2 separate regions of the Homo sapiens genome follow, and region 1 is linked to region 2. Evidence: read pairs that join two places in POLR2A ChIA-PET (ENCODE). Cell type or tissue: GM12878. All regions are shown on one strand. Each heading gives the region's core, and the rest is flanking DNA. Links, peaks and the distances in the headings are about the cores only.

Region 1 (16,098 bases), core at 8,145-12,144, 310 kb before region 2:
GGTGGCGGGTGCCTGTAATCTCAGCTACTCAGGAGGCTGAGGCAGGAGAATTGCTTGAACTCAGGAGTGCAGTGAGCCGAGACCGTGCCACTGCACTCCAGCCTAGGTGACAGAGCGAGACTCCATCTCAAAAAAAAAATTCTCCCCTGATTAACAACGTGATATCAAATTCCAGTGTGTTCATTCGTCTGTCATTTTACTAAGCCTTTCAGACAGTAGAGAGTGGGATTATACTTGTCCCAACAGCTCACCCTCCTAAAGGTCAAACCTAAACCATTTTGGTTCTCTTGTTCAAGTTCAGGTTGCCAGTGAAAAGCAAAGGAACTTGAAATTCATGTTAAACATTTAACATCTTTCCATATGAATTGCTAGGAAGCAACTTCCATTCCAAAGTTGTGTTAACTTCACAGTTTTCCCACCTGTGGTGAAGATGGTACAAAATAGCTTAAAAACTGATTTTGTTCCATCAGATTCTAATCTTTAGTCACAGAATTCAAGGCCATACTCTAAACTTTAAGGTTGGCAGAAATATATTATAACAGAAATTTTAGCACCATGTAAATGTTTAAAGTTATTTAGCCTTAAATACAGAACCATTTAACTCAGGGTTGAAAAGTCAGGATGAAGTGAGGGATTGATTGATTAAGCCATTTGATTTTTACCTTCATTAGCAGTCTTTTTATTTTATGTATTTATTTATTTTGAAACAAAGTCTCACTTTGTTGTCCAGGGTGGAGTGCAGTGGCATGATCTCAGCTCTCTGCAATCTCTGCCTCCCAGGTTCAAGCGATTCTCGTGCCTCAGCCACTCCAGTATCTGGGATTACAGGTGCGTGCCACCACCACACCTGACTAATTCTATTTTTGTATTTTTAGTAGAGACGGGGTATCGCCATGTTGACCAGGCTGGTCTGGAACTCCTGGCCTCGAGTAATCCACCCGCCTTGGCCTCCCAAAATGCTGGGATTACAGGCGCGAGTCACCGTCCATGCATTAGCATTCATTCACCTATTATGCGCTGAGCTGCTAGATTGGTTCAAATAAGGGACCATGTATATTCATTGTCTCACACACAATTCTGACTGGAATAAAAGACTTTCTTTTCATAATAGTATTATCTGGGAAACTGAAGCTAAAAGTGTGGTCTTTGCCTGAGGCTGTGTATGTTATCTTTTTACAGCTAGAGCGGTCACCATCTGACCCAGGCTTGCCTCGCTCTCAGCTCTCCTGCCTGTCAGTCAGAGTGCTGAGCTCTCCCCCAGACCGCCTTAGTTGGAATCTCCAGGGGCCCAGAAGTCTGCGTTGTTGACAAGCATCCCCACATTCTGATGCACACTGAAGTGTCATTCGTCACAGCCCAACGTAATAGGTGTGTGACTTCAATCACAGTCATCCCCACAATGTCAAAATTATTAACCCAGATTTCTTTAAAGTGCTTTTTTCCCACTACGAGAAGTTGAGTTTTTTGTTTTGTTTTAGTTTTGTTTTTGTTGAGATGGGGGCTCACTGTTGCCCAAGCTGTAGTGCAGTGGTGCAATTATAGCTATAGCTCACTGCAGCCTCGAACTCCCAGGCTCAAACGATCCTCCAGCCTAAGCCTCCCACGTAGCTGGGACTACAGGTGTGCACCACTACACTCAGCTAATTAACTTTTTTTTTCTTTTTGGAGCGATAGGAGTCTCACTATGTTGCTCAGGCTGGTCTGAAACTCCTAGTCTCAAGTGGTCCTCCTGCCTCGGCCTCTTGAAACACTGGCAAAGAACTTGAATTTAACAGCGACTTTTCTCAGGTGGCTTTCCAAATGCTCCCATGGTCATAGTCCTCTCCGTCCCCTCTATCCTCTTATGCACAAAAGATTAAAAAATGTTTTGGAGAGTTGTTACCATTGTATTCTTGCCATGACTGGGAGGGGAGGGCAGGTTGGTTTTTAGTTTACTGTAACAGAAGATTCCCAAGAGGGTCTCTGTCAAGGCTTGGGGAGCGGGGGCGGGGAGTGTATTTATTGAACAAGCGGGATGAGAACACAGAGCAAACCACACAGGTGGGAGGATGAGGAGTTTCCCGTGGGAACAGGGACAACTCTTCACATGGCATCATTATCAATCCGTGAGGTAGGAAATCATATCAAATACAACATATTGGCTTCCTAGTTTTAGGACAGACCTTTCTACTTTTGAATTATTTAGTGATTTCCTAGTACTTGTTTGTTTTCTCTTCACGTGTTCAAACTGAACTACTTCTACATTTAATTAACACGTTGTTCTAAAAGGCACCCCCAAACAGCATCTATATTTAAGTTCAAGTTCCTCAGACTTCTTAAGGGTAGCATTAGTCTACCTTACTTTGGCTGGGTGCGGTGGCTCACGCCTGTAATCCCAACACTTTAGGAGGCCGAGGTGGATGGATCGCTTGAGGTCAGGAGTTCGAGACCAGCCTGGCCAACATGGTGAAACCCCATTTCTACTAAAAATACAAAAATTAGCTGGGTGTGGTGGTGGTCGCCTGTAGTCCCAGCTACTCAGGAGGCTGAAGTGAGAGAATTGCTTGAGCCTGGGAGGCAAAGGTTGCAGTGAGTCGAGATCATGCCACTGCACTCTAGCCTGGGTGACAGAGCAAGACTCAGAAAAAAAGAAAAGAGGCCGGGCGCGGTGGCTCACGCCTGTAATCCCAGCACTTTGGGAGGCCGAGGCAGGTGGATCATGAAGTCAGGAGATCGAGACCATCCTGGCTAACACGGTGAAACCCCGTCTTTACTAAAAATACAAAAAATTAGCTGGGCGTGGTGGTGGGCGCCTATAGTCCCAGCTATTCGGGAGGCTGAGGCAGGAGAATGGCGTGAACTTGGGAGGCAGAGCTTGCAGTGAGCCGAGATCGCACCACTGCACTCCAGCCTGGGCGACAGAGCGAGAATCCGTCTCAAAAAAAAAGAAAAAAAGAAAAGAAGAGAAAAAAAAAAAGTCTACCTTACTTCTCTTTAACTTCTAAATACACTATAACATTTTTTTGAATAATCAAAGAAAAGAGCAGGGACACGAGAGAAAATGAAGATGATAAAATCTTGTTAGATTCGTGTATTTAAGTGTAATTTTCTTCCATTACAAATAGTGGCTCAAAAATCAAAATTCCTTTTCCAAACACATTTTTCTCTCGAAAATGTGAACAGTCACATTTTCTTCAGAACAATCAAGCAGCAGCTTCTGCGAGATACTGGGAATCACGTGATGGAAAATAAACCTCAATCTCACCAGTTCTTAGTACCCGCAGACTCACAGAACAGCCATCAGAAAAGAGCCCCAAACCAAATGAACCCCCAAAAACTGTAAAATCAGGGGGTGGCTGCTTGAGGTGGAAGTTCTGCATTTATGCCCTATGAGAAAACAGATATAATTTATATCAACACATTTCACCTCAAAAACAGATGCTGACAAATGAAATTACACTAGATTTCCACAGCTGATTATTAAAACCACATTATTCAAAACCAATCTATTCTGGCCACTGTTAAAGGTTTATACTCTCTGTGAATGAAGTAGGAATATGTTAGCAGTATGTAAGAGATTTTGTGAAACTCTTAACGCTAATTACAAATGATGCTTCTAGTAAATAAAGCTGGCCTCCTTAAAACTCACTTAAACGTTGGCGTCCTAGTCTTTCCTTTATAGAATTAAATTACAATTGCTTTTAAGTCTATAAATCAGTCTCTTCGTTAATTCACGTGGATTTTTCTTTCCCTGAAAACAACTTATTTATTTATTTATTTATTTATTTATTTTTGAGACAGGGTCTCATTCTGTTACCCAGGCTGGGGTGTAGCCCAGGAAGTTCATGCCTCACTGCAGCCTCAACCTCCCAGGCTCAGGTGATCCTCCCACCCCAGCTTCCCTGGTAGCTGGGATTACAGGCACATGTCACCACGCCCAGCTAATTTTTTATATATTTTTGTAGAGATGGGGTTTCGCCATGTTGCCCAGGCTGGTCTTGAACTCCTGGAGTCAAGTGTGAGCCATGGCACCCGGCCATAAACAACTTTAATGAGAAAATTACCACAATGTCTAATGATAGTATTGGTCCCACTAGTGACATCAAAGAAAAATGCTAGCAGACATCAAGTTGTTATATTGTTGAGCGCAAATGTAGGAGTAAGTTTTTAAACTTCTAGACATGGTTCATTTACATATAAAATGATGTATTCATTTGGAGATAAGAAATTATGCACTTAATAATAATGTTCACTCCAATCTGTTCCTTGATCTAAGAAAAAAATACTATTCAGCATGAATAAGGACAAAGGGAAGACCTAGGGTATGGTTTTCACATTCACGTTACTTATAAATTCATTAAGATTTTTGTAGAACTCAAATTCTAGGAGAAATCTGATAATACAATTACTGTAGTATCAGGTTGCTAAGCAACAATCTTTTTCTTTCAAAACAGGAAATCACACTTAAGAGTGACAAAAAAAGATATTGAGCCTGATGGCACCACGACATTCAATGCTAGGGCCATTACAGCTCCGTCTTTTTCTAAGACAGTTTCACTTTGCCATTCTGACTGAAGGCTTGATTTTAAGCTTGATTTTTCACACTTCTTCGGCTGGATTTCCCTGCACCCCTGTCTGGTGTTCACAAGTGCCAGGCACCATTCTCGATTTATTTCACTGAATTCTCACCAGCACCCTGGGAGGTGGACGGTAACCTTGTCCTCCCCGCTGTGCTGAGGAGGAAACAGAGACCCTGAGACCTGAAGCCACTTGCTGAGGCCACTCACAGCCTTTTTGGACAGAAAAGAAAGGACACTCTAATGGTGTCATTTCAGGGAGCAGGGAGAAGGGTCTGGAATAGTAGGGGGAGAAGAGGAGGAGAGCTTTGGCCAAACTCTGGACAGGTTGGCCCTGGGGATCTCTCTACGATTATCCACTACCATGAGAACTGCTGGGGAGACTCACGTTAGTGCGTGCTGGGCAGGCCTACCCCTCCATGGTGACCAGGATGCCAGGTGCCCCTGCCATCTCTGAAACTAGTCAGATCTGATTGTCCCCAACTCCACCCCATCCCACCCCTCATCTCTGGATTGTCAGCAGACTACAAGGTAGAGGCCCCACTGTGACAACCTGCAACTTGGCCTCCATAAAGGAACACAGGGCCCAGGTGCAGTGGGTGGCTCATGCCTGTAATCCCAGCTCTTTGGGAGGCCAAGGCAGGTGGATCATCTGAGGTCAGGAGTTCAAGACCAGCCTGACCAACATGGTGAAACCCCGCCTCTACTAAAAATACAAAATTAGCCGGGTGTGGTGGCAGGCACCTGTAATCCCAGCTACTTGGAAGGCTGAGGGAGGAGAATCGCTTGAACCCGGGAGGCAGAGGTTGCAGTGAGCCAAGATTGAGCCATTGCACTCCAGCTTGGGCAACAAGAGTGAAACTCTGTCTCAAAAAATAATAATAATAAAAAAGGAACATAGCCCTGCTGACCACCCAGCAGGAGAGGTTATGGAAGGCTAGGGTCTAGCCACCCCTATGGTCTGCACCATGCCTAAAGCATAAGTGTATGGGTTATCAAAGATAGCTTTTTTAGTTTGCTTTTGGGCCTAACAAGCATCCCTCACCCCTTTGTCTAGCCACAGAACAGTGGTTTGGGCAAAATCCACTCCATGACCCTCCTCCCCGACCCGATCTCAAGGCTCAGACCTGGCCAATGTCCTCCATCCTCCTGATGACAATAGCTGATTTAAGGATGGCCACATGACCTGAACTGCCACAATCACAATCATCTCTAAAATTGTGCTATCCGTGCTGGTGGAAAGGCTCCCTCTTCCTCCACCACCTTGAGAACGCCATCTAAAGCAAGAGGCGCTAGTAATCATCTTTCCCTCCACGGGGGGAAATCCTGCCCAAGAATGGAGCCAACATGGAAGAAGACAGAGCCATGAGATGGACTCAGCCTGACAGCCTCACTTAGATGCTTGGATGCAGCAGGGCCCAAAGACCCCAAAGTCAGCAAGTTCCCACTTTTTTTTTCTTTTTTTTGAGATGGAGTTTGTTGCCCAGGCTGGAGTGCAGTGGTGCGATCTTGGCTCACTGCAACCTCTGCCTCCCAGGTTCAAGCGATTCTCCTGCCTCAGCCTCCTTAGTAGCTGGGATTACAGGTGCCTGCCACCACGCCCACACCATACCTCAGGCTATCCACCTGCCTCGGCCTCCCAAAGTGCAGGGATTACAGGTGCGAGCCACCGCGCCTGGCCAGTTCCCGCTTTTTAAACAAATTAGTGTTAGATTTCTCTCCCTTTGCAACCCAAAGTCCCAGCTGTCTTCATTTTATGCCTGTTAAAAACACCACAGGAATTTAACGCATAATTTGTTATGGAATAATTTACAGTTTTTAATAAGAAAATTCATTTCTATTGCAAGGTTAAAAGATACTATTTAAAAAAGAAAAAAATTAATTTCTGAGACAATTATGTCACAAGTCACGAGCTAATCTATGGGCATGTTTCTACTTTACAATTTTAAATAATGAAAAATTAGGTCGACTAGTGCTTTGTTCACAATATTAAAATAATCACATGTTCAAGTAGTTATTTTAACTGTACATACCTTTAGGGAGTTCCGTATCTTGAATGGGATATTTGTCTGACTGTAGAAACCAACAAAAGAGGAGAATTATTTTTAAATGCCATGTAAGATCAAAGTGAAAAGAAAGCTTTGTCTTGGGAAAGTTATGACTTCAATTAAAAACTTGAAAATGTTTAACCTCAAACTTATCAACTGGCCTTATCCATTGATTGTGTTTATTCTCAGTCGACAGGAATGAAATCAAGGTTGACAAGAGGTTAATGCTGGAACATGAAACAGAATAAGGCTTCCAAATTTCCACAGCTTGGACCACGAAACTACACTTCCTCTCTTTTCTGCAGTGCTAGCCTCCTGCAGTTTACAATTGAGGAGCATTTGTTGTCATGAATTATGAGGACAGATGCATTTCTTCTCACCGTTTCTGCAATAGTCACTGGGGTCAATAAGCATGTGTTCTGGGCAGTACTCACTATTGCAGAGCTCTGGCCTGGGTCGACTGAGACAGGATGATTCAAAAGATCCCTTCCCTACTGACTGCACAAAGATCTAAAAATCAGTAATTATGCAGAATTCAGCACAGTTCCTCAATGCATCAGTTGAGAGTAATACTGTTACAGGAATTCAAAATAGCAAATGTTCTCACAATCACATATATTTCTTTTCATTTATTCATACTTACATGCCGATATCTAAAGTTCCGGAAACTTATTTCAGACTAAACAATGTAGCCATTTCTGAAAACGTCCATGAGAGGAATGAAAAGGAGCCTAATTTCCCAACCCTGTCCCCTAACCCCTGCTCAGCTCCCAACTCCACTCAGCCCTGTCCTTCAGCCTGAACAAAATTACACCTGAACAATTTCCTGTAGCTCTCCACCCATGTCTTCCTCCAAGAGAGGAGAGAGAGAAAGAAATGGAGAATCGAGGGTTTTGTTTTAAGTGCCTTTCCTGGGAGTTTCTTTGGAGCTGGGCAGTAAAGTTTTAAAACTTCTAGAAGCCTCCAACCTCTCCCAACAAAAATAAATTAGTAAATAAAAATTAATCACACAGAATAGTCCTACAGTTCTACCCCAGATCAAATTAGTTCTCATCATTCTACTCCCAAGACCGAGGAACACAAACCTGTACTAGAACATTTATCACTCTGTTTCAAAAAGAGGCTGGGTGCGGTGGCTCACGCCTGTAATCCCAGCACTTTGGGAGGCTGAGGCAGGCAGATCACCTGAGATCAGAAGTTCAAGACCAGCCTCGCCAACATGGTGAAACCCCATCTCTACTAAAAATACAAAAATTAGCTGGGCATGGTGGCCCGTGCCTGTAATCCCAGCTGCTCAGGAGGCTGAGTTACGAGAATTGCCCCAGGAGGCGGAGGTTGCAGTGACCTGAGATCGTGCCATCGCACTCCAGCCTGAGCAACGGAGCAAGAGTTGGTCTCAAAATAAATAAATAAATAAAAATAAACAGTACTTGTCTATTTCCTCAGATAGACTGAGTTTTCCCAGAGATGGAATTACAATCTGTGCATTCCCAGATTGTAACATAGTTTTAAGTAAACATCCACTGAAAGTCTGCATGGAAGAACACAGAAGCCAGAGCAAGTTCAGGGCTCCTAGAAAGACGATGCTGGAGCTAGCCCTAGAGAATGGCTGAGAATTGGATGAACTCAGAAGAAGCAGCAAAGTAGTTGCTGGTGGCAGGCATGGCAGGAGAAGGGATCAGGTGGCTGGAAGAGCGGAGGGTATAGAACTGAAACAGAGAGTCTGTTGGAGGTGGACAGAGGAAGGCGGGATTAGATGAGAAATGACGGACCCAGTTTCTAAGAAAGACCAAGAAAGATAAGCAAAGGGATTTAGGTGGGATGCCCTTCTAGGTTCTCGGGAAACTTGCTACCTGCCTTGCACTGACTTTGCATGAGGGAAGATGGTCAACACAGTCTTGCAAGAAGTCAGACAAGCAGGCAATGACAATTCTCTGAGATGGCAAATAGGGATTGGGCTACGGAGAAGGGAGCACCTGAAAGTCCCAAGGCAAGTAAGGCTTTGTAGATCAGGGGAATACTTGAAGTGAGATGGGAAGAAGCACAGGAGTTCATTAGGTAAAGATGCAGGGAGATTTTCCTTGCCAGAGGGAACAGCATTATTGCTACCCTGGGAGGGTGAGAGGGCATGGCGTATTAAGAAGCACCACACAGCTACACAGGGCTGGGTCAGCAGGTGAGCAGTGGATGCTGAGGTAAGGCCATGGAGGACCTCATCTCCCATGTCAAGGGGTATATACTAAATCCTGTACCCAGCGGGAATACTGTGGGTTGAATTCTGTCTCCCAAACCAGATGTGTTGAAGTCCTAACCCCCAGTTCCTCAGAATATGACTTTATTTGGAAATAGGGTAGTTGTAGAGGTAATTAGTTAAGTTATGAGGAGGGTAGGCCCTTGACCCAATATGATTGGTATCTTTAAAAGAAGAGACGAGGGCCAGGCATGGTGGCTCACGCCTGTAATCCCAGCACTTTGGGAGGCCAAGGCAGGCGGATCACCTGAGATCAGGAGTGCGAGACCAGCCTGACTAACATGGTGAAACCCCGTCTCTACTAAAAATACAAAAAAATTAGCCAGGCCCGTTGGTGGGCACCTGTAATCCCAGCTACTTGGGAGGCTGAGGCAGGAGAATCACTTGAACCTGGGAGGCAGAGGTTGCAGTGAGCCGAGATCACGCCATTGCATATTGCACTCCAGCTGGGCGACAAGAGTGAAACCCCATCTCAAAAAAAAAAAAGAAGAAGAAGAGGAAGAAGAAGAAGAAAGAAGAAGGAGAGGGAGAAGGAGAAGAAGAGACGAGACACAAACACCCTGGGAGAAGATGGTCATGTGCTAACGAGTGAGAGAACGGAGTGATGCCTCTATAAGCTGAGGAGTTTCCACGATGGCTGGCAACCACTACAAGCTAGAAGAGACAAGGAAAGATTCTTCCCTATGGGTCTCAGAGGGAGAATGGCCCTGAGGACACCTTGATTTCAAGCTTCCAGCCTCCAGAACCAGGAGCAAATACATTTCTATTGTGAAAGCTGCCCAGTCTGTGGTATTCTGTTGCGACAGCCCTAAGAAACTAGTAAGAGGGACACTTTGGAAAGATCACTTTGTCCCCAGCATGGAGAAGTAATTAGAGGTAGCTGAGCCCCAAGGTGAGCATAAGGACATAGCTCCAAGGGAGGGAAAGAAAACCTGGTATCAGGAAGTAAGCAGGATACCAGGGAGAACTGGAGAGTCACAGGTGGGGGCAGTGGGAAGGGAAAGAAGGCAAACTGAATAACACTTTATAGAAACCAAAGGCTTTAGTAACAAGCTACTCCAGAGACATATAAGCCATGGCCACAGGGTTGTTCTTCGTTCCATTTTGATCAGAGTGAAGAGACTGAGAATTTTTCATAGGAATTTCCAGTGGGTATCAAAGCTTGACCCCCTACGCTGTCTACAATTTACCAAGCCAGGGGTAATTAAAGGACAGGAAAACAAACACCTCAGGTCCGCAAGACACCTAAGATTTAAAGACATTTAGTTGAATTACATGAAGTGTATTCTGTGTCGCTGTAACTAAATCAGTTAACCAAAACTTTTCATGAGTTGGTAGATCCCATCCTCTGAGGATCTGGAACAGAAGGAATGTGTCCTACACAATATGCCCATCACACACGCTGCCTGACAGAGAGCACCGCTTTGGCCCTCAGCAAGAAGCAGTGCTGGGCAGGAGCACAGGGCTCCGGTCTAGGTGGCGGCACACTTCCATTAACTGTCCTTTCTGCATCTGTAGGATGGGGGTACGTGCCCCACCATCTCAAGGGATGGTTGGGAGGATCTTGGGAGGTTGAAAAATAATGATGGCAGCCATAAAAAAGAACACAATTCTCTCCTTTGCAGCCACATGGATGCAGCTGGAAGCCATCATCCCAAGTGAAATAACTCAGAAACAGAAAATCAAATACTGCATGTTCTCACTTATAAGTGGGAGCTAAAGAATGGGTACCCATGGACATAAAGATGGAAATAACAGACACTAGGGACTCCAAAAGGGGGGAGGGTGGGAGGAGGGCTCAGGGTTGAAAAATTACCTATTAGGTACAGCGTTCACTATGTGGGTGATGGATTTATGAGAAGCCCAAACCTAACCATTATGCTATGCATCCACGTAACAAAGCTGCATACGTACCCATGGAATCTGAAATTAAAATGATAATAATAATAAAACCATAAAATGAATTTTAAAAAACCAATATATGTGAAATCTTTGGATACCCTTAAAGCAATAGCCTCAGAATGGTTACGGGAGGGTGGGGAGAGGATGTGGCTCAGAAGGCAGCTGCTAGAACTAAACGCTGTAACTGAGGTAAATCCAATAGCGTGTGTCCATCTGGCATCCCAGGCTGCTCCATTACCAGACCAGTAGTATTAAAAACAGGCAAGTAGGCCAGGTACGGTGGCTCACATCTGTAATCCCAGCACTTTGGGAGGCCGAGGGTGGCAGATCACCTGAGGTTAGGAGTTCAAGACCAGCCTGGCCAACATGGTGAAACCCCCACTCTACCAAAAAAAAAAAAAAATTAGCCAGGCATGGTGGCACATGCCTGTGGTCCCAGCTACTTGGGAGGCTGAGGCAGGAGAATCGCTTGAACCTGGGAGGCAGAGATTGCAGTGAGCTGAGATCGCGCCACTGCACTCCAGCCTGGGTGAGAGAGCAAGACTCCGTCTAAAAAAAAATAAAAATGAAAAATGAAATAAAAAAAAACCAGGGAAGTGGGTAAAGCCCTCACATAATGTAATATCACCTCCAACATGAGCAAAAGAAGAAAAGAATCTAACGCCATTTTTAGCCTGGAGAAACCCAAAGTTTATTATTATCACGTAGAATACCAAGATAAAGCAGTTATCTTAGAAAAATCTTACTTTGGGGTTTCTGATGCACATGTAAATACTGAGTAATAAAAACGTAAAGAAATAACAAAGAAAAAAAGCAAAACAATAATTATCACCATTAGTGTAAAATTTGTCACCTACCATATTAAAGGATAAAGTGCTAGGGTCTGTGTCTTCCACTGGTTCCTTTACCATATGATCTGTAAAAAGAACAAAAACAAACAAATAGAGCGGGTTTGCTTTAATTTAAAACCACAAATGAGTCCTTTGATAACTGTCTCTATACAGAGGCAAGTAATTTTACTTAGGCTGAAGAAAACCTTACTCCTTTTTTTTTTTTTTTTTTTAAGAAATAGGATTGGCTGGGTGAGGTAGCTCATGCTGTAATCCCAGCACTTTGGAAGGCCAAGGCGGGTGGATCACTTGAGGTCAGGAGTTCGAGACCAGCCTGGTCAACATGGTAAAACCCTGTCTCTACTAAAAAATAAAATAAAATAAAAATAAAAATTAGGTGGGCGCCTGTAATCCCAGCTACCCAGGAGGCTGAGGGAGGAGAATCGCTTGAGCCCAGGAGTCGGAGGTTGCAGTGAGCCAACACAGTGCCACTGCACTCCAGCCTGGGAGACAGAGTGAGACTCCATCTCAAAAAAAGAAAGAAAGAAAGAAAAAAGAAATAGGGTTTGCTCTGTAGCCCAGGCTGGAGTACACTCAGTGGCACAATCATAGCTCACTACAACCTTGAGCTTCCGGCCTCAAGCGATCCTCCCACCTCAGCCTCCCAAAGCACTGGGATTACAGGCATGAGACACCGCACCTGGCCTGAAAGTCTTACTTCCAATTATTAGTTGAGACAAAATAAAGAGGAACAGATTCAGATTGCATCAAGAAATAGATTAATAAAAAGAAACTATAGGCCAGACGCAGTGGCTCACGCCTGTAATCCCAGCACTTTGGGAGGCCAAGCCGGGCAGATCACCTGAGGTCAGGAGTTCAAGATCAGCCTGGTCCAACATAGGGAAACCCCATCTCTACTAAAAATACAAAAATTAGCCTCGCATAGTGGTGCACACCTGTAGTCCCAGCTACTCAGGAGGCTGAGGCAGAAGAATAGCTTGAACCTGGGAGGTGGAGGTTGCAGTGAGCTGAGATCACACCACTGCCCTCCAGCCTGGGTGACAGAGCAAAACTCCATCTCAAAAAAATAAATTAATTAATTAAAAATATAAAAAGTAACTACATAAAAAACCCCACCATATTTTGGAACAGGTTACCTATAAATATCTTCAAATACCCAGAGTTACAAACAACCACAAACTATGCAGGCATCACATTAATGACTCTCTTGCCTACTGAATTTGACACTACCTTCGGCAGGAATGACTCCATTCTGAATCTACTTCTTTCCTGATTTCCTATTTTGCTGCAACTCATTTTTCTTAATCTTCTGAATGTTGTTTATGTGGACTAATAAAGAAAAAACCATAGTTTTTTATCAAAAATAATCTTGATTTCTCAATATTTTGTTTCTGATACTTTATCACTTGATGCATTGAAGGAATTTAAAGGGGAAATACGGAAAAAGGCACAGACCTCAGTCAGGACCTAATTAGTACAAATTAGAAAAGTTTCCCATCTCCAAAATGCTTTATAAGACATCTGCCAGAGAGCTGTCTCAGTAAATAATCAAATCTTTTTGCGTGGGATCCTCCAGATTTGTGCAGTGAACGACCTGCAGTACCCTAAGTGGCAGTCGTGGGTCCGCCAAGAGTCAGCATTCACTTTTGATCCAAATCCTCATTAAGTACATATTGCAGACTAGGAATTAGGTCCTGGGAATGCCTTTGGGGATCCAAATAAGCACAGCAGGACAATTTGTCAAGATAATAATTTGTGTGTGTTCTTCCTAGGTGTTTCCCAGCTGAGAATGTGTCTGAACTTTCCACAGTTTCTTTGCCCTGCAGGTGTTGATAATGCCCAAAGAAGTTTCGAGAAGGCAACATCTCTTTGTTTTATGCAGCCTCCAGTCACTGAAGAGAAATGGGGACGAATGGAGAGAGCCTTTGCCATTGCCTCCCATGGAGCAGGATACAGACATCTGCAGAGCATGAAGGTGGCAAGACTGCATCAGAGACAGCACAGAGCAGCCTAACCCCCGGGGACCGCGGCCCAGCACCAGCAAAGAGACCTGTGCCCTGTGTCCAGCACAGAAACAGAGGGCTGCTGGGTCTCAAGGGACTTCTCAGGCCAGGACCATAAGACAGCAATGCCTCCCTGATGCACTACAAATTTGAGGTCCTTTCCTAGTTTTTCCCAGCACCACATGAACCCCTCAGATTCCTGTGTGGCCCTAAGGGACAGAGCCCCAGTTCTGACTGAAGTGGAATTTCCTGCCAGTCCAGTGCAATACACACTCAGATTTGGATTTAAATGGATAGAAAGAAAATGAAAAACAAATTGTGTTGCTAATGCCTCCCTGAGATGGCAGAACTCTTACTGCCCAAGCAACAAGTAATGATACAGAGCCCTTAGTGCTAAGGCAGTGGCAGTGCAGGACAACCAGGGGACACCCAGACCCAGCACTCGCAGCCTGGGGAGCTCCCGGAGAGAGGAGGGGTGGGAGAAGAGCCTGCAGAGGGCCTGAGGGCTGAGTCTGGAAGGATGAGTTGACATGGTAGCGAGGGAAAAGCATTCTAGGCAGAGGGAATAGCACAGCCACAGAGAAGAGAGAGAACATGACACATTAACGTACAGTCACAGGACAGATCATGTATATGATGGTGGTCCCATAAAGATTAGACCACCATCTTCTCACCATACCTTTTCCATGTTGAGATATGTTTAGACACACAAATAGCACTGTGTTACAGCCGCCTGCTGTATTCAGGGTGGTCCCATGCTGGGCAGGTGTGTAGTCCTGGAGCAATGGGCTGTACCAAACAGCCCAGGAGTGTTGTAGGTTACACCATCTAGGTTTGTGTAAGTGAACTCTATGACGCTCACCAACTACGAAACCATGTAGTGATGCATGTCTCACAGTGTATCCCTGTTGTTAAGTGACATATGACGATGCTTCAGATGAGTCCTTACAGCCGGACACACGTGCATTCGGTTTTCCAGTTTTTCCTTCCCATCCTTCTCACACGCTGGTTCCTAGCTGGGGAGGGGGTGGTAGAAGCCACCACAAAATAGCCCGAAGTCCCTTCTCCCTCCTCCTATCACAGCCTAGTCTCACATATTTCATCTTCACTACAGGGTACCTGGAGGATACGGCTTAAAAATGCCATCCTGCCAGGAGTGTGGCTTGTTAATAGCATCAACACAGTGAAATTTCAGGTAAATGGGTTTGGAGTGTGGAGCCAGGGGTGGGGTGAGGCTGGGGGCTTTAAATGCTCTGACACCATCCTCTGCAAACAATGCCCGCTGCGTCCAGGACAAGTTAATCCTGCTTCCTACAGGAAAATTAGAATGAGCAGAAAAAAAAAAGGAAAGAGAAAGAAAGAAAGAAAGAAAGAAAGAAAGAAAGAAAGAAAGAAAGAAAGAAGGAAGGAAGGAAGGAAGGAAGGAAGGAAGGAAGGAAGGAAGGAAGGAAGGAAAGGAAGGAAGGAAAGAAAGAAAGAAAAAGAAAAGAAAGAAAGAAAGAAAGAAAGAAAGAAAGAAAGAAAGAAAGAAAGAAAGAAAGAAAGAAAGAAAAAGAAAGGAAGGAGAGGAAAATGCAGTAGATCGCTGGGAAAGGCAGAGCCACAAAAAAAGCATCATTGAGGACACACACAGGACAGTTAAAAGCAAGGAAGGACCGGTCCTCAGTGGCACATCACTAAGAGCTAGCAGTCTGGCCTTAAACAAGTCTAGAGCTGTGGCCTTGGACAAGCCTAGAGGTGTGACCTTGGAGAAGTCACGTAAGCTTTCTAAGCCTCGGGCTCTTCCTCTGCACCATGAGGAGTTCCAGGTCTCCGGATCCCACACTCAGCTTACTACCATTATTCTGGATTTGGGAACCACCTGGGTGGGTGAATTTCAATCAACACTCCTCAGACTCTGACCGAGTTCTGTGAGATCCCAGGGCTTGTGTTGGAGGGTTATGAGGCCAACAAGATAGAGACAGAAGACATCACAGGTTTATAGGCACAAAGTCTCTTGCTTCGGTCTGACATCTCAGAATAAATGGAACTTAAGATGAGAAAGACACAGAGAATTTAGGTTTTTTTGTTTTCTGAAGCACAACAATGAAGTGAGAGGGGAACTGGGAAAGGCACTACTTTTAGAACAGGTGTTAGAGGCATTTTCAGGTCTTTTTTTAAAAATTAATTACTTAATTTTTTTTTGAGATGGAGTCTCACTCTGTCGCCCAGGCTGGAGTGCAGTGGCGTGATCTCGGCTCACTCCAATCTCCGCCTCCTGAGTTCAAGCGTTTCTCCTGCCTCAGCATCCTGAGTAGCTGGGATTACAGGTGCCCACCACTATGCCCGATTTGTTTTTGCATTTTTAGTAGAGATGGGGTTTCCCCATGTTGGACCAGGATGGTCTCAAACTCCTGACTTCAGATGATCCACCCACCTCAGCCTCCCAAAGTGCTGGGATTACAGGTGTGAGCCACCGCGCCAGACATTTTTTTTGAGACGGCGTCT
Region 2 (16,098 bases), core at 4,550-8,549:
CCTCGGCCTCCCAAAGTGTTGGAATTACAGGCGTGAGCCACCGCGCCAGGCCGCTTTGTGGTCTTTTAAGACCAAGCTTAGAGTCTTCTTCCTGTCCTGGAGTTCCGGCACTCACCTTCTCAAGAAGCTTGGGCAGCTGCTTCCATGGGGGCCAGTGGGAGGAAGAGAGGGAGCAGATGGGAGACGGCTCTGACCCTCAGTACCGCAGGGCCGTTGCTTCAAAACTGAACTGGCACAAAACCCATCAACTGTTTGGAAACCAGGATTCCTGGCTTCTGGTTTTACTGCCCAGGGCTACAACTCTTGGGGCTATTTTTCTTGCCAGACATCTTACTGGGATTTTCTGCTGTGGAGAGCACCTCGTGCTGGTCTGCGCTGATAAAGAAATGTCATTTTCTGGAGGGTTGGTTGATGTGCGGATCTTGAAACAACGAAGAGCGCGCAGGGAGGCGGAGAAAAGACAGACTTTGGCGCCATCTACTGGAAACTTCTGTTTCTGCATGATGTGGATGAATTGGATAAAACTGACAAAATGGAAATTGTATGTATATTCTGTTCTTTGATACATGATTGATGTCGAAAATCTCTTATAAGAAGAAATATAGAAAACATATATTTAATGAATCATGAGTTAAATTCTAACTTCTCCTCTACTAAAACTTCTATCAAATCTGCTGTCAGGCAAAAATGGTTGAATTTTCATTCTACTCCAACCCACCCTCCCTTACAAATACTGTGCTAATATTCAGCAACATAGCAAGGACTAGAGAAGGGACAACAGCCAAAACAAAGGCTGCGCAAGTCCACTGGCCTGAAAATCAAGTCCAGAGAAAAGGGAAAGTGATTCTACCTGCAAACCAACCCAGCCCCTTGTCTGAGGAGGGGGTGGACAGGTACCTCCAGCAACTTCTAAAATCAAGTGACCACAGCAAAACGGAAACAAGAAAAGATGCACCAGCTGCAGTCACCGCCGAGCCCCTGCTTAGCGGCAGCTTTGCTGGAGAGTGTCTCCCTTTTGTGGGGTGGGGCCAGAGCCTCAGACACCTGGTGTTGGGGGCAGATGCCTTCCCTCATTCCAGCTTCACCTTCGGAGGCTGATCTACAAAGGCCAAGCCCCAGGCCGCTGGGCTTCATTTCCACACCAAAGAGCAGAGTCAGCCATGCCTCAGGCTGCTTTCTCTCTGCCACGTTTAAGTTTTAGTTCATTCAAATCCATCTTCAGCAACTTAATTGCCGTACAGTATTTCAGCACACTGAAAAATAACCTTTTCTCACACCGAAAGCACTAGACCTGTTTTTTCAGTGCTGTGATTTGTTGTCTGATATCATTCAGAGCTTTTCAAAAGCTGCCGCCGCTATCATCTTGCAACGGCCTGTGAAGTGGGTGGGAAGGTGCTGCTCCTAGTGCCAAGAGGGGAAACTGAGGCCCCTAGAAGGCTGAGCGCGTCCCGTCACCGCGCACGGCCCCTCCAGTGCCTCAGCCAGGTTCTCAGCCTCTCTGTGATGACTTGCAGACCAGGGAGGTTGACCTCATGTGGAGTTCCGGGTGGGGCCACCCTCACCAAAGCCTGCAGGGAGCTGCTGTCCCACCCACCCACCCCAGGCTGCCGGGGCAGGTGTTTCTGGGGCTGAAAGCAGAAATGTAGGGGAGAGAAAACACCCCCAAGGACTCTGTGGAGAACACTGAGCTGGGGGGTGGGTTGATACGAGTTCACCAGTTATATACATTTTAAACAGAGACGGGGCTTCGCTATGTTGACCAGGCTGGTCTCGAACTCCTGGGCTTAAGGAATCCTCGTATCTTGGCCTCCCAAAGTGCTGGGATTACAGGTGTGAGCCACCGTGCCCAGCCTTCACCAGCTATTTGTTGAGCACCTACTGTGTGCTGGTGGCTTCGGGAAGACAACGACAGACCGGACGCTGTGTTGTCCTCAGGAGACGTCCAGTTAGAAGGAGCAGAGACAATGGTACAAATAACTACCATGCAAGCAGGAAATGGCCACTGTGCAAGATGGGCTGTGCTAGAAGACCTCAGAGCAGGAGCGGCCCTTCCACAGGCGGGAGGGACAGGGGAGTGCTTGGGGGGCCTTTAATGGGCCTCCGAATGGGAGAGTAGGTGTGAAAATGGTTTGGGATCAGATAAATTCTGTGCCCACACACTCATGCACACTCATGCACACTCACACTCCCCACACTCACCCACGCATACACATACACCCACATAACACACATGCACAGCCACATTCACACACACAACACCCACATAACACTCTCACACACACTCAGACCCCACACACACACTCACATAGCACTCACACACACCACACACTCATGGACACTCACACTGACACAACACTCACCACACTCACCCACGCATACACATACACCCACATAACACTCACCCACATGCACATCCACATTCACGCACACAACACCCACAAACACCCACATAACACTCACACATACACTCACACCACACACACACCCACGTAACACTCACCCACATGCACATCCACATTCACACACGCAACACCCACAGACACCCACATAACACTCTCACACAAACACACTCACACCACACACATAGCACTCACACACTCATGCACACTCACACCCACATAACACAACACTCACCCACACTCACCCACGCGTACACATACTCACCCCCACATAACACTCACCCACATACACGGCCACCTTCACACATACAACACCCACAAACACACCTACATAACACACAAACACACACACCACACACTCACATAGCACTCACACACTCACACCCACACAACACTCCCATGTACCCACATGACACTCTGACACATATACTCACACACACCCACAGAATTACATTTACATACACATGCACACACGTACACATACACACAACACCCACACACACACATGCATACAAAGACACCATGTACACACACACATGCATACAGAGACACCCACATGACACTCAAATTCACACACACACATTCATGCACTCACCCACCTCCACATTCACACACACACTCATACTCACACTTGCACATACAGGAACAGAGGCACATCCTGAATCCCCCTCCACACCTCAGGCTTCCCAGGGCGGCCTCAGGGGCCCGGTCTCTAGCCCAAATGCCAGAAGGTGTTACTGGTGAGATCCGCTGAAGAGCAGGCCACGTGTGTACTGATGATGCTGAGACTGGCGAAGGTTTTCTCTGAAGCAAGATGAAAGAGGAGCGTTCCTTCCCACCTTGCCATCTTCTAGACTTGATTTCAGCCTTGCCGGGCCCAGGGCTGTGGGAAGCGCGGGGCCGCGCGGTGTCGCTGGCTTGGGCCAATGTGGCTGCTTTGCCAGGTTTCTAGAACCAAAAATGTTGGGGTGAATTACGGGCCTGGGAGCTACTTCTGTGTTTTCTGGGGACTCCCAGCCCTCCCAGAGGTGGGACGGTGGTCACCAAAATTGTTCAGTGGTGGAGTGTTTTGGGTTTTGTTTTGTTTTTAGGGTGTGTGGCGGTCAAAGATGGAGCAGAGTGGTGCAAAAGGCTCAAGCTCTGGAATCAAACAGATCCCAGTCTCAGTCCAGCTCTCCACCAGCTCTGCCCCCTCGAGCCAGCTCTCTGCACCCCACTTCCTCATCCATAAAATGCTGTTGATAATAGTACCTGCCTCATGTAGTAGGTGTATCAAAGGAAACTGCTGGGGATTCGTATGCTGTCTAGCACACTGGATGTACTCAATGCATATGAGCAATACTATTACTATCGTTAGGCACGAGGGAAAGAGGGAAGGAAGTCGAAGAAGACTCGGGTTTTAGACAGAGCGAGTCGGGGAAAGGTGGTGTCTTGGGCTGGATGAGGAACCCAGGCGTGCAAGTGCATTTGGGAAACCTGTGAATTCCAGTTTTGGAAGTGCTGAATTTAGGATGCCTGGGGGACATGGATGGAAGCGGCCACTGCATGTTGAGAAGAGAGACTGGGCTGGAGTTGGAGATGGGGGATTCACAGCACATAAGGGGAGGTCTGGGCCAGCAGAGGACAGGAGGTCATTTGGAAAGGGAGCTTCCAATAGGAAGAAGACAGAACCCAGAGGGCCCAGCATGCAGAGGTGGTGGGAAGAAGGAAGCCCACAGGGGTGCGGGGGATTGTTGCAGATGGAGGAGGGAGGCCATCAGAAGGGACCCTGCCGAGGGAGAGGAGACCTCAGCCAGCACCCACTGGGTGCCTCACTTCTACTGAGCAGCCTACAAAGATAGGTGAGACCCTGGCGTGGCTCTGAAGAAACTGACAGACTCTAGGAGCTCCTGCAATTCTGTTTAATTGCTTCTTTTCTTTCTTCTCTCTTCCTTATGAACAAAGACTCTTCAGTCTTTGCTTATAAGGTAGAGCCTGTGGGAGCTCAGAGGCTCAGCCCTCTGTGTAGGGGGCAGGTCTGCTGAATGCATTACGTGGGTGGGCTGGCCAGACCAGATGTCCCGAGTTGCCTTCCAGATCCACGGAGCTTCCCCCGGGGCATCATGGCACACCGCCCCAGACAGTCGGTAGTTTGAGAAGAGAGTTAAATGCTCTGTTCGGGAAGGAAGGAAGTGTTGGAGGTCTCTAGGAATGCTATGCAGCTATATTACCATCTTTGGGATAGCAAAAGTTACATGCATTTCAAATTAATTTTAAAGCATGTCTAGCTTTGCAACAAAGCCACACATGTCTAGGGCAGGCAAGAAGCTAGATTTATGCAAATCGAATGATTAAATGTAAACACGTGTTAGAGGGAGCCTGATGGCTGGGCTCGGTGGCTCATGCCTGTAATCCCAGCACTTTAGGAGGCCAAGGCGGGTGGATCACCAGAGGTCAGGAGTTCAAGACCAGCCTGTCCAACATGATGAAACCCTGTCTCTACTGAAAATACAAAAACATTAGCCGGGCATGGTGGTGTGCACCTGTATTCCCAGCTACTTGAGAGGCTGAGGCACGAGAATCACTTGAAAGCAGGAAGTAGAAGCTGCAGTGAGCTGAGATAGTGCCACTGCACTCCAGCCTGGACAATAGAGTGAGACTCTGTCTCAAAAAAAAAAAAAAAAAAAAGCCTGATGATGAATGGGGTTGATGTGCTCAATATTTGCTCACATGGCTCAGCTGGTTAGTGTGGAGCTGCACCTCATCCACCCTACTGCCTGTCAAATTCTGCTCCCATTGTGATGAAAGACAGCCCCAATGCAAATATGTAAAAGATGCTCTCTATATACCCACTTTCTCTAGTAGGGCAACTCTGTCCAACTTCTTGCCCATATTCTGATAAGAGTGCACAGATTGTGAGCACAATTTGAACAGTGACTTTTAGCACTGTGCAAGGAAATCTTGAAATGCCAGTAACATCCAGGTTAGTTAATTTATAGGTACATAATGATGAAGAGGAAGATAGTACAAGAACAAAACACAGGTCTCTTGTGCTTAATGGGCCAGGAGTTGTTTTAAGTACTTTACGTGCAATAACTTGATCCTTACAACAACCATCACAAATGAGGAAACTGAGGCAGAGGTTAGGTAACTTGCCCAAGATTGCACAGTGAATAAGTGGGGGAGGCAGGATTTGAACCCAGGCAGGCTGCCTGCCTCAGAGTCCTTTTCTTTAGATACTATGGTAGCCACATCTCTGCATGATCTCATGTGACTTGATTAGCTTAACACAGCTTTTTCAAAAACTAAAATTTCTTTATCCTCTCCCTATTCCTAGTTTCTCCTTCCTTTCTTCCTTCCTTCCTTCCCTTCCCTCCTTCCCTTCCTTTCCTTCCTTCCCTTCCTTTCCTTCCTTCCTTCCTTCCCTTCCCTTCCTTCCTTCCCTTCCTTTCCTTCCTTCCCTTCCCTTCTTTTCCCTTCCCTTCCTTTCTTCCTTTCCCTTCCTTCCTTCCCTTCCTTTCCTTCCTTCCCTTCCCTTCCCTTCCCTTCCCTTCCCTTCTTTTCCCCTTCCCTTCCTTTCTTCCTTTCTGATGGAGTCTCATTCTTTCGCCCAGGCTGGAGTGCAGTGGCACAATCTTGACTCACTGCAGCCTCCGCCTCCCAGGTTCAAGAGATTCTCCTGCCTCAGCCTCCCAAGTAGTTGGGATTACATGTGCACACCATCACACCCAGCTAATTTTTGTATTTTTAGTAGACATGGTGGGGAGGTTTCGCCATGTTGGCCAGGCTGGACTCGAACTCCTGACCTCAAGTGATACACTTGCCTCAGCCTCCCAAAGTGCTGGGATTACAAGTGTGAGCCACCGCGCCTGGCCCTATTTTCATTTCTTTCTAATAGTTAGTGCTCTCTCTATCTCCTGCACTTGCTAATTCACATATATTCTCCCTTCAAATCTGCCTTGACAGCCTTCTGTTTTCAAGGGCCTCACAGCTACCTGGTTCCTTCTCTCAAAAGTTCCCTCTTCTGCAGGTAACTTCTCACTCACTTCCCTTGGACCACCCCTCTGTCTCTGTTAGTGTGAGGTGGGTTGTGTCCAGGGCCATCCACCAGAGGAAAGGGGAGAGAAGCCATACTTCTTGGGTCCAACGGGAGTCAAGGAGATCAAGGACCAGGTGTTGAGACCCGTATTTTGGTTTGGGAGGCTACAGGCAAGGTAGAAATGGAAGGCTGTTCTTGGCCGGGCACAATGGCTCACGCCTGTAATCCCAGCACTTTGGGAGGCTGAGGCAGGTGGATCACCGGTGAATTCCACAGACACTTAAAAGCAAAAATAATAATTTGTTGAATACAGTGAGTTCTAAATTTCTCTTCAAAGAATCAGTATGTCAGTATGTTCAGTTCTTTGTTCTCCATTTTAAAGTTGAACTTCCTCGTTCTCCTCAGCCCTAGTTTCACTAAACAACCTTTTCCAACAGTTCTAATCAGTAGTTAACGTCTATTCCCCTGGTCACCTGCTCCATTCTGAGTCACCCCTGGTCACCTGCTCCATTCTGAGTCACCCCTGGTCGCCTGCTCCATTCTGAGTCACCCCTGGCCACCTGCTCCATTCTGAGTCACCCCTGGCCACCTGCTCCATTCTGAGTCACCCCTGGCCGCCTGCTCCATTCTGAGTCACCCCTGGCCGCCTGCTCCATTCTGAGTCACCCCTGGCCGCCTGCTCCATTCTGAGTCACCCCTGGCCGCCTGCTCCATTCTGAGTCACCCCTGGCCACCTGCTCCATTCTGAGTCACCCCTGGTCACCTGCTCTGACCTGAATCATCCTGAGTCACCTGTTCTGTAACCACCCTTCCCACCAAACTACTCACCCCGCCACTCTGGCTCATACCCCTGCTCTCTTTAAAGTAGCCAATCGGAATTAGCTTAGACTGTGCAGTCCAACCCTAGCCAATACGGGAACGACGCATCAGTAGGGGCTACCTGTGTCAGGAATCAGAACCCCTTCCCCTCCCTTGTTCAGGTGTGCTCTGGCCATTGCTCCATCTGCGAGTCGCACCCTTCTAGAGAAGTAAAATTGCCTTGCTGAGAAAATTAAACTTATGTTTGAGTGCTATTTCTTTTGCAGCACCAAAAATTTATTTACAACAAATTCTACACAAATTTTTCCAGAAACTGGAAATGGAGAGCTTATGTTACCCAATTTTAAGATTTACTAGAAAGATACAATAGACGTGACAGGGTGGTATTGGTAGAAGAATAGACACGAAGATCAATGGAACAGAATAAAAAGTTGAGAAACAGCTACATGGTCAATTAATTTTTGATGACGACCAACATAATTCAACATGGAAAGATGGTCTTTTTTGAAAAAGAAACATTGCTGCTTTGTGGATGAAGTGGATGTTCATACACAAAAATATCCTTAACTTTTACTTCACATCATAAAAATGTTTAACTCAGAAAGGGTCTCAGACCTAAATGTAAGAACTAAAACTATAATATTTTTAAAACAGAGGTCATCTTACTTTTTCTTAAAGGGCGAGGTAGCAGATGTTTAGGCTTATGGGCCATGTGGTCTCTGTCATGACTACTTAACTCTGTCATAGCACAAAAGCAGCCATAAACATTACAAAAATGAAGAGTATGGCCATAATCCAGTAAAACCTTATTTAGAAAAACAAGCCACTGGCCCACAGGCCGTAGCTTGGTGACCTCTGTTCTAGAAGAAAACATGTAGAAAATCTTTGCGAGGTTGGGTTAGGCAAAGATTTCTCAGAAGTGAGTTTTAATTGTATTTGAGATTTGTTTTAATTGGGTATGGTAAGACATGCAGATATGAAAATAATTGGTATAAAGGAAAAGGTTTTTGTTATACTCAGTCCCTAGAGACAGGAGGCATGGCACTCCATGCAGGGCCACAGGGAGAAGTACTCAGGTAAGACAGCAGGCTGGGGTGATGGGACCTGGGGGCAGGAGCCTTTATCATGGTTTTCATGGGAAGAAATAGATGATGCAATATAAGCAGGCTAGTCAGGGTTAGTATTGGGCAGTTTGAACAATTTGGTGGCTCTGGGTCACAGGGACTGTCCCTAGTTGTCTGGTACCAGGTTCTGGGGTGACTAGGGCAGGTAGATAGTGGCCCAGAGTGTGGGAACCCACTAAGGGAAGTGGCTGGGGGTGTGAGCTCTGGATTGATTGGTTTGCATATGGAAGGCATGCTTGCAGGCATGTCCTTTGCTATCTCTGGGAATTAGCTTACCCCGCCTGGGAGGGGCAGCCCCTCTTGGCTCAGCAAGGTCTCAGATGTCAGAGCATCAACAATATCAAAAATAAGAAAATGTAGTTAATACAAATGACTCTAAAAGCACAATTCATAAAAAGCAATCAATAAATGGGTCATCATCAAAATTTAAAACTTTTGCTCTTCAAAGTACACTGTTGGCTGGGCACAGTGGCTCATGCCTGTAATTCCAGCACTTTGGGAGGCTGAGGCAGGAGGATCATTTGAGCCCAGGAGTTCGAGCCAGCCTGGGCAGTATAGCAAGACCCCAATCTCTACAGAAAAAAAATAGCTGGGCAAGATAGCATGTGCCTGTAGTTCTAGCTCCTTGGGAGGCTGAGGTGGGAGGATGGCTTGAGCCCAGGAATTTGAGGCTGCTGTGAGCTATGATCATGCCACTGCACTCCAGCCTGCCTGGGCAACAGGGTGAGACCTTGTTTCAAAATAAAAGTACACTGTTAAGAAAAGAAAAAAGCAAGCCATAGAATGGGAGAAAATATTTGCAAAATATGTATCTGTTAAAGGAGTTGCACTCTGAATACATGAAGAACTATTACAACTCGGTAATAAGAAGCCAAACAAACTAATTTTAAAAAATTTAAAACACTTTAAGTGTTGGGGAGGAGGTGAAATATTTGAATAGACATTTCACCAAAGAAAATATACAAATGGCTAAGGAAATCAACATCATTCATCATTAAGAAAATACAAATCATGGCCGGGCATGGTGGCTCACACCTATAATCCCAGCACTTTGGGAAGCTGAGGCAGGCAGATCACCTGAGGTCAGGAGTTCGAGATCAGCCTGGCCAAAATGGAGAAACCCCGTCTCTGCCAAAAATTAGCTGGGCATGGTGGTACGCACCTGTAATCCCAGCTACTTGGCAGGATGAGACAAGAGAATTGTTTGAACCCGGGAGGCGGAGGTTGCAGTGAGCCAAGATAGTGCCACTGCACTCCAGCCTGGGTGACACACAGCGAGACTTCGTCTCAAAAAAAGAAAAAAGAAAGAAAGGAAAAAGAAAATCAGGTTGCATGCAGTGGCTCATGCCTGTAATCCTAGCACTTTGAGAGACCAAGGTGGGAGGAAAGCTTGAGTCCAGGAGTTCAAGACTAGCCTGGGCAACATAATGAGACCTTGTCTCTACTAAAACAAACAAACAAACAAAAATCAAAGAAATTAGCTGGGCATGGTGGTGTGCACACATCTGTAGTCCCAACTGCATGGTACGCTGAGGTGGGAGGATAGCTTGAGCCCAGGAGGCTTAGGCATCAGTGAGCTGTGATCACACCACTGCACTCTAGACTGGGAGACAGAAAAAGACCCTGTCTCAAAAAAAAAAAAAAAAAAAAAAAGAGAGAAAAAAGAAAAAGAAAATGCAATTTGAAATCACAATGAAATATGTCTACATATCCACTAAAATGGCGAAAATGAAAAAGACTGATCATGTTGGCAAGGATGTGGAGCCACTGGAACTCCCATAGATAGCTGTTGGGAATGCACAATGATATACTCACTTTGGAAAACAGTTTGGCAATTTCTCATATATTTCAATATACACCACCTATATAGCCCAGCCATCCTACACCTAAATGTTTACCCAAGAGAAATGAAAACATGTATTCACATAAACTTGTACAGGAACATTCATAGCAGCTTTATTTGTGATAGGTAAAAACTGGAAATAACCCAAATGTCCATCAACTTGTGAATGAAACAAGTCATAAAATGCTCATCAGCAAATAAAAACAAGAATGAAGTACACATACACGTAACAACATGGGTGAATCTGTCAGACACAGAAGATCACATACTGTAAGACTCCATTCATATGAAATTCTAGAAACAAAATGATAGCCACAGAAAGTGGATCCGCGGCTGGCAGGGCTGGGATGGAAAAAAGGGATTGGCTGTAAATGAGGGATCTTTTAGGGGTGATGAAAATGTTTCATATCATGATTCTAGTGCTGGCTACAAAGCTGTCCACATTTGTTAAAATGTAGCAAATTACATACTAAAGTTTGGCAAATTTTATTGTATGTAAATTGTACCTCCATAAAGCTGATTTAAGAAAAGAATGAAGGCTGGGCATGGTGGCTCATGCCTGTAATCCCAGCACTTTGGGAGGCCAAGGCGGGTGGATCATCTGAGGTCAAGAGTTTGAGACCAGCCTGGTCAAAATGGTGAAACCCCGTCTCTACTAAAAATACAAAAAATTAGCTGGGCATGGTGGCTCAGCCTGTAGTCCCAGCTACTCGGGAGGCTGAGGCAGGAGAATCGCTTGAATCCAGGAGGCGGAGGTTGCAATGACCCGAGTTGGCACCATTGCACTCCAGAATGGGCAACAGAACAAGACTTCGTCTCAAAAAAAAAAAAAAAAAGAACGAAAAGGAAAGCCTTATCAGCTCTGTGAACTGGACAGATCATGTAACTGTTCCATGTCTGTATTTCCACACTTATAAGGATAATAATACCTAGCTCTCAACAAGTGTCAAGTTTCTGTCGCCTTTCCTTTTTTTTTTTCCAGGATGTTAGTCTGAGTCAGCTATAAATCAAGATTGTCATTGATGGGTGGGGATTGGTGACCTCTCCCCCGAGGTCTTCAGATGGGAATCATGTCTCTAAAGGGGCGATCTCTAGATGTGAAGACTCACATATGTGTCAAAATGTTAAATGTGCAAACTCTTTCTGCTTCTGTAAGCCTATGTGATAGAAAGGCTGGCAAAAAAAAATGTGCAAAAAATATGTAGAAGGATGTACATTGCTGCTTTGGCTGGGCACGGTGGCTCATGCTTGTAATCCCAGCACTTTGGGAGGCCGAGGTGGGCAGATCACCTGAGGTCAGGAGTTCAAGACCAGCCTAGCCAATATGGTAAAACCCTGTCTCTACCAAAAATGCAAAAATTAGCCAGGTGTGGTGGTGTGCACCTGTAGTCCCAGCTACTCAGGAGGCTGAGGCAGGAGAATCACTTGAACCCAGGAGATGGAGGTTGCAGTGAGCTGAGATCATGCCACTGTGCTCCAGCCTGGGCAACAGAATGAGACTCTGATTCAAAAAAAAAAAAAAAGTACATTGCTGCTTTGTTTGTAATAGCAAAACTTGGAGACAACCTCAGTGTCCATCCATCAGTAAGACTTGGCTAAGTGAATTAAGAGATTTCCATTTCCTGGCCAGGCACAGTGGCTCACGCCTGTAATCCCAACACTTTGGGAGGCTGAGGCGGGTGGATCATCTGAGGTCAGGAGTTCGAGATCAGCCTGGCCAACATGGCAACCCCCTGTCTCTATTAAAAATACGAAAATTAGCCGGGCGTGGTGGCACATGCCTGTAATCCCAGCTACTAGAGAGGCTGAGGCTGGAGAATTGCTTGCACCCCATAGGCGGATGTTGAGTGAGCCAAGATTGTACCACTGCACTCCAGCCTGGGTGACAGAGTTAGACTCCATCTCGAAAAAAAAAAAAAAAAAGAGAGATTTCCATTTCCTGGAATACAAGAGAGCTGATGGATGACATAAACCAGATCTGTGTACAGGAACTTAGGGAACGGCACCCAATACACTGCTCGATGAGAAACCCATATGTACAGCAGCACATACAAAATAATCCCACTAAAGAAAAAGAGTGTGTGGCAGAGACCGCCAGCTATTCCCCAGTATCCTTTCTTTCATTTAGTAGAAGAAATCTGGCCCCTCCAGCCCCATTTTAAGTGGTTGGCTTGGGTGGGTGTCAAGGCTCTAGGGCAGTGTGGCTGAATCCTACATGTAGGCGAGCAGTCGTCACCTCCCTTTTAGCCAGCTTTGGCAAAAGGTCTAAATTCTGGCCACAAGATGTGAGCGGAAGTGACATATGCAATGAAGGGGTCATATCCTTCAAAAGGAAGCTAGTTGTTGTTCACTTCCTCTCTCCCCTTTCTGCAGTGACACCCTGGAGATAATGCTTTGATGTAGACAAGGGCCCCGTGCTACAGGACGAATCTTCATGCAACAGAGCAACTGCCTGCCTTGTCCCACTCCTCTAACGGCTTCTAGAAAGAGAAATTAACTTTTATCTTGTTTGAGTTACTAGTCTGGGGACTGTTAACAGCTGCAAATCCCATATAGTAAGTAATACAATGTACTTTATAGTATTACCTTTGCTAATAATGATAGTTTACCGACATCTAGTGCTCATTATGTGCCAAGCACTGTTCTAGGCACTTTACATAAATAACTTGTTTAGCCAGGTGCGGTGGCTCACGCCTGTAATCCCAGCACTTTGGGAGGCCGAGGCAGGTGGATCACAAGGTCAGGAGATCGAGACCATCCTGGCTAACATGGTGAAACCCCGTCTCTACTAAAGACACAAAAAAATTAGCCGGGCATGGTGGCGGGCACCTGCAGTCCCAGCTACTCTGGAGGCTGAGGCAGGAGAATTGCTTGAACCTGGGAGGCGGAGGTTGCAGTGAGCTAAGATCACGCCACTGCACTCCAGCCTGGGCGACAGAGTGAGGCTCCGTCTCAAAAACAAAAACAAAAACAAAAAATGCTTCGCAGATGGGCCACACTAGCCAGTGGATGTCATGTTGCCCAAACAACCAGTTGAACACGTCTCATATTTCATCATTTGTTTTGTAATAATATATCTTCAGTGTAAACCCAGAAAGAGGGAAAAAAACCCTCAGCCAACCACTCCTCTCTTGAGAGGGTCTCAGGGACACAGCCTCTCTTAAATTTGTAAATATTTAGCACTCTAGTTCCTGGAAGAAGATAAGTACTTGTCTCTGCTAAACCTTCCTGTGGATGACAGCTCCATGGAGTATGTGTTCTGAGCCAAAACATACCATATTTGGTCCGAAATGAGTGGATTGCCGATCATTGTAGTTTCAGATCTTTTAACTGGAATGAAGGACATTTGGTCCATACAGTTAACATCCACAAGAATACAGGGACTCAGGGGTTTCTGCCCACTTCTGAACCTGCAAAGCTTCATGGTTGAGAAGGAAGACATGTGCATGACACGGGACTGTATTCCAGCCCTGAGCCCGCGTGGTTTTTTTTTTGGTTTTGGTGGGGTTTTTTTGTTTGTTTTGTTTTGTTTTTTGAGACGGAATCTCTGTCGACCAGGCTGGAGTTCAATGGTGCAATCTCAGTTCCCTGCAACCTCTGCCTCCCAGGTTCAAGCAATTCTCCTGCCTCAGCCTCCTGAGTAGCTGGGATTACAGGTGACTGCTACCATGCCTGGCTAATTGTGAGCTGGCATGTTTTAAGTGTAAAGGGGCAAAGGGTGCTTTGCACTTCAGCTAGACTACTTCAAGAAAATAAGATCTGAGCCAGGTGCAGTGGCTCATGCCTGTAATCCCAGCACTTTGGGAGGCTGAGGCAGGTGGATCACCTGAGGTCAGGAGTTCTAGGCCAGCCTGGCCAACATGGTGAAACCTCGTCTCTACTAAAAATACAAAAATTAGCCGGACGTGGTGGCAGGTGCCTGTAATCCCAGCTACTCAGGAGGCTGAGGCATAAGAATTGCTTGAACCTGGGAGGCGGAGGTTGCAGTGAGCCAAGATTGTGTCACTGCACTGCACTCCAGCCTGGGCGACAGAGCAAGACTCTGTCTCAGAAAATAATAATAATAATAATAATAATAATAATAATAAATAACATCTGATCTGAACAAGTTTTAAGTTAAACAAATTAAAAGAAAAGCCCACCCACAATACAATTATTCCCTTTTTTTTTTAAAGATGTGTTAGTACAAGTGTTATAATCATTGTTTTACTCATTTTTTTTTTTAAGATATGGTCACACTGTGTCACCCAGGCTGGAGTGCAGTGGTGCGACCAAGACTCACTGCAGCCTCGAATTCCCAGGCTTAGGAGATCCTCCCATCTCAGCCTCCCGAAATGATCTTTGTTTTAAACACATCTCTACAGAATTTATCTTTCAGGACCTGTCTGAACACTGAGATGAATGACTTGGTCCCCCCTGAAGTACTTGATGTGAACTGCACAGGGAAATTGTTTTGTTATCACTTGGCTCATGTATGAGTCATTTTCAAGAAGTAAACTTTGCTTTGAACAGGGTGGTTTCTGCTCAACAACAGTTCAGTTTGGTAAGCATTTCTTTTTTTTTTTTTTTTTTTGAGTTGGAGTTTCACTCTTGTCGCCCAGGCTGGAGTGCCAGTGGTGCGATCTCGGCTCACTGCAACCTCTGCCTCCTGGATTCAAGAGATTCTCCTGCCTCAGCCTCCTGAGTAGCTGGGATTACAGGCGCCGCCACCACGCCTGGCTAATGTCTTTGTATTTTTCGTAGAGATGGGGTTTCATCATGTTAGCCAGACTGGTCTCGAACTCCTGACCTTAGGAGATCCACCTGCCTCAGCCTCACAAAGTGCTGGGGTTACAGGCATGAGCCACCACGCCTGGCCTGGTAAGCATTTAATGAGCATCTACTATGTGCTTACTTTTGTGGGGGGACCTACAGTAAACAAGGAACTGGAGAAAGAATCAGATATTTTAAAATCAACACAATGACAAAGATAGAAAAGTGATACCCCCAACACTTTGGGAGGCCGAGGTGGGCAGATCACAAGGTCGGGAGATGGAGACCATCCTGGCTAACACGGTGAAACCCCGTCTCTACTAAAAATACAAAAACAAAATTAGCCGGGTGTGGTGGCGGGCGCCTGTAGTCCCAGCTACTCGGGAGGCTGAGGCAGGAGAATGGCGTGAACCCGGGAGGCGGAGCTTGCAGTGAGTGGAGATTGCGCCACTGCATTCCATCCTGGGCGACAGAGCGAAACTCCATCTCAAAAAAAAAAAAAAAAAAAAAAAGCCATACCATTTGCATCCCCCGGGTTTTCTGAGGGGCAGTGGCGTGGTGCACAAAGCTCAGGGCAGAAGCAGGGCTTCAGGACTCCATGATGGAAGCCCACTCCCCTCCAGCCACGGCCCGAGCAGCCAGGAGAGATGTTCGTTTGCCTGTTCCCAGCCCACCCTGAGTTCCCACCCAGGCTCTGGATGCCAGGACTCTAGACTCACTGCGTTCCACACTCTAGCTTCTGTGGTTACTATTGGCAATGGCGCACCAGGAGCACTGGGATTCCGGGCTGTGCACCAGGGTCTAGGTTGCAAAGACGCCTGAAACCAGAGGGGGAAAACAGAGAACAGTTCATCAAAATGATTAAAATTGCAAGGGATGGGGGGAAGGGAAAGTGATACCATGTCTATGGTCTGAATGTGTCCCCCCAAATCCATATGATGAAAATGTAATCCCCAATGCAATAATGTGGGGAAGTGGTTCCTAGCCGAGGTGTTTAAGCCATGAGGGCTCTGCCCTCATGAATGGATTAATGCCAACATAAAAAGGGCTTGTGGCCAGGTGTGGTGGCTCATGCCTGTAATCCTAGTACTCTGGGAGGCTGAGGCAGGTGGATCACTTGAGGCCAGGAGTTTGAGACACGCT

Evidence for each region. ChIA-PET counts read pairs that join two places held together with the same protein. Peaks named below come from ENCODE experiments on the same cell type or tissue, not always from the same donor. Only the 100,000 strongest peaks of a DNase experiment are listed, where the experiment ranks them.
Region 1: POLR2A ChIA-PET joins it to region 2 with 7 read pairs; 4 of 35 experiments call an interaction of 5 or more read pairs at or near these places.

Annotation. Positions count from the first base shown.
Region 1 is chr1:236,404,791-236,420,888 of GRCh38, reverse strand. EDARADD (EDAR associated via death domain) reads right to left here. Exons shown (of 6, transcript NM_145861.4): 2 at 11,615-11,673; 3 at 6,590-6,629. Among named protein-coding and RNA genes, the nearest start is that of EDARADD, 19 kb to the right of the region's middle. In GM12878, for the core only: no CTCF peak of the experiment used is centred there; no DNase peak of the experiment used is centred there.
Region 2 is chr1:236,088,191-236,104,288 of GRCh38, reverse strand. No RefSeq gene overlaps it. Among named protein-coding and RNA genes, the nearest start is that of NID1, 31 kb to the right of the region's middle. RefSeq lists enhancers at 6,533-7,035, 6,766-7,060, 7,036-7,539, 6,486-7,685. In GM12878, for the core only: no CTCF peak of the experiment used is centred there; a DNase peak (open chromatin) is centred at 6,924; H3K27ac peaks cover 485 bases.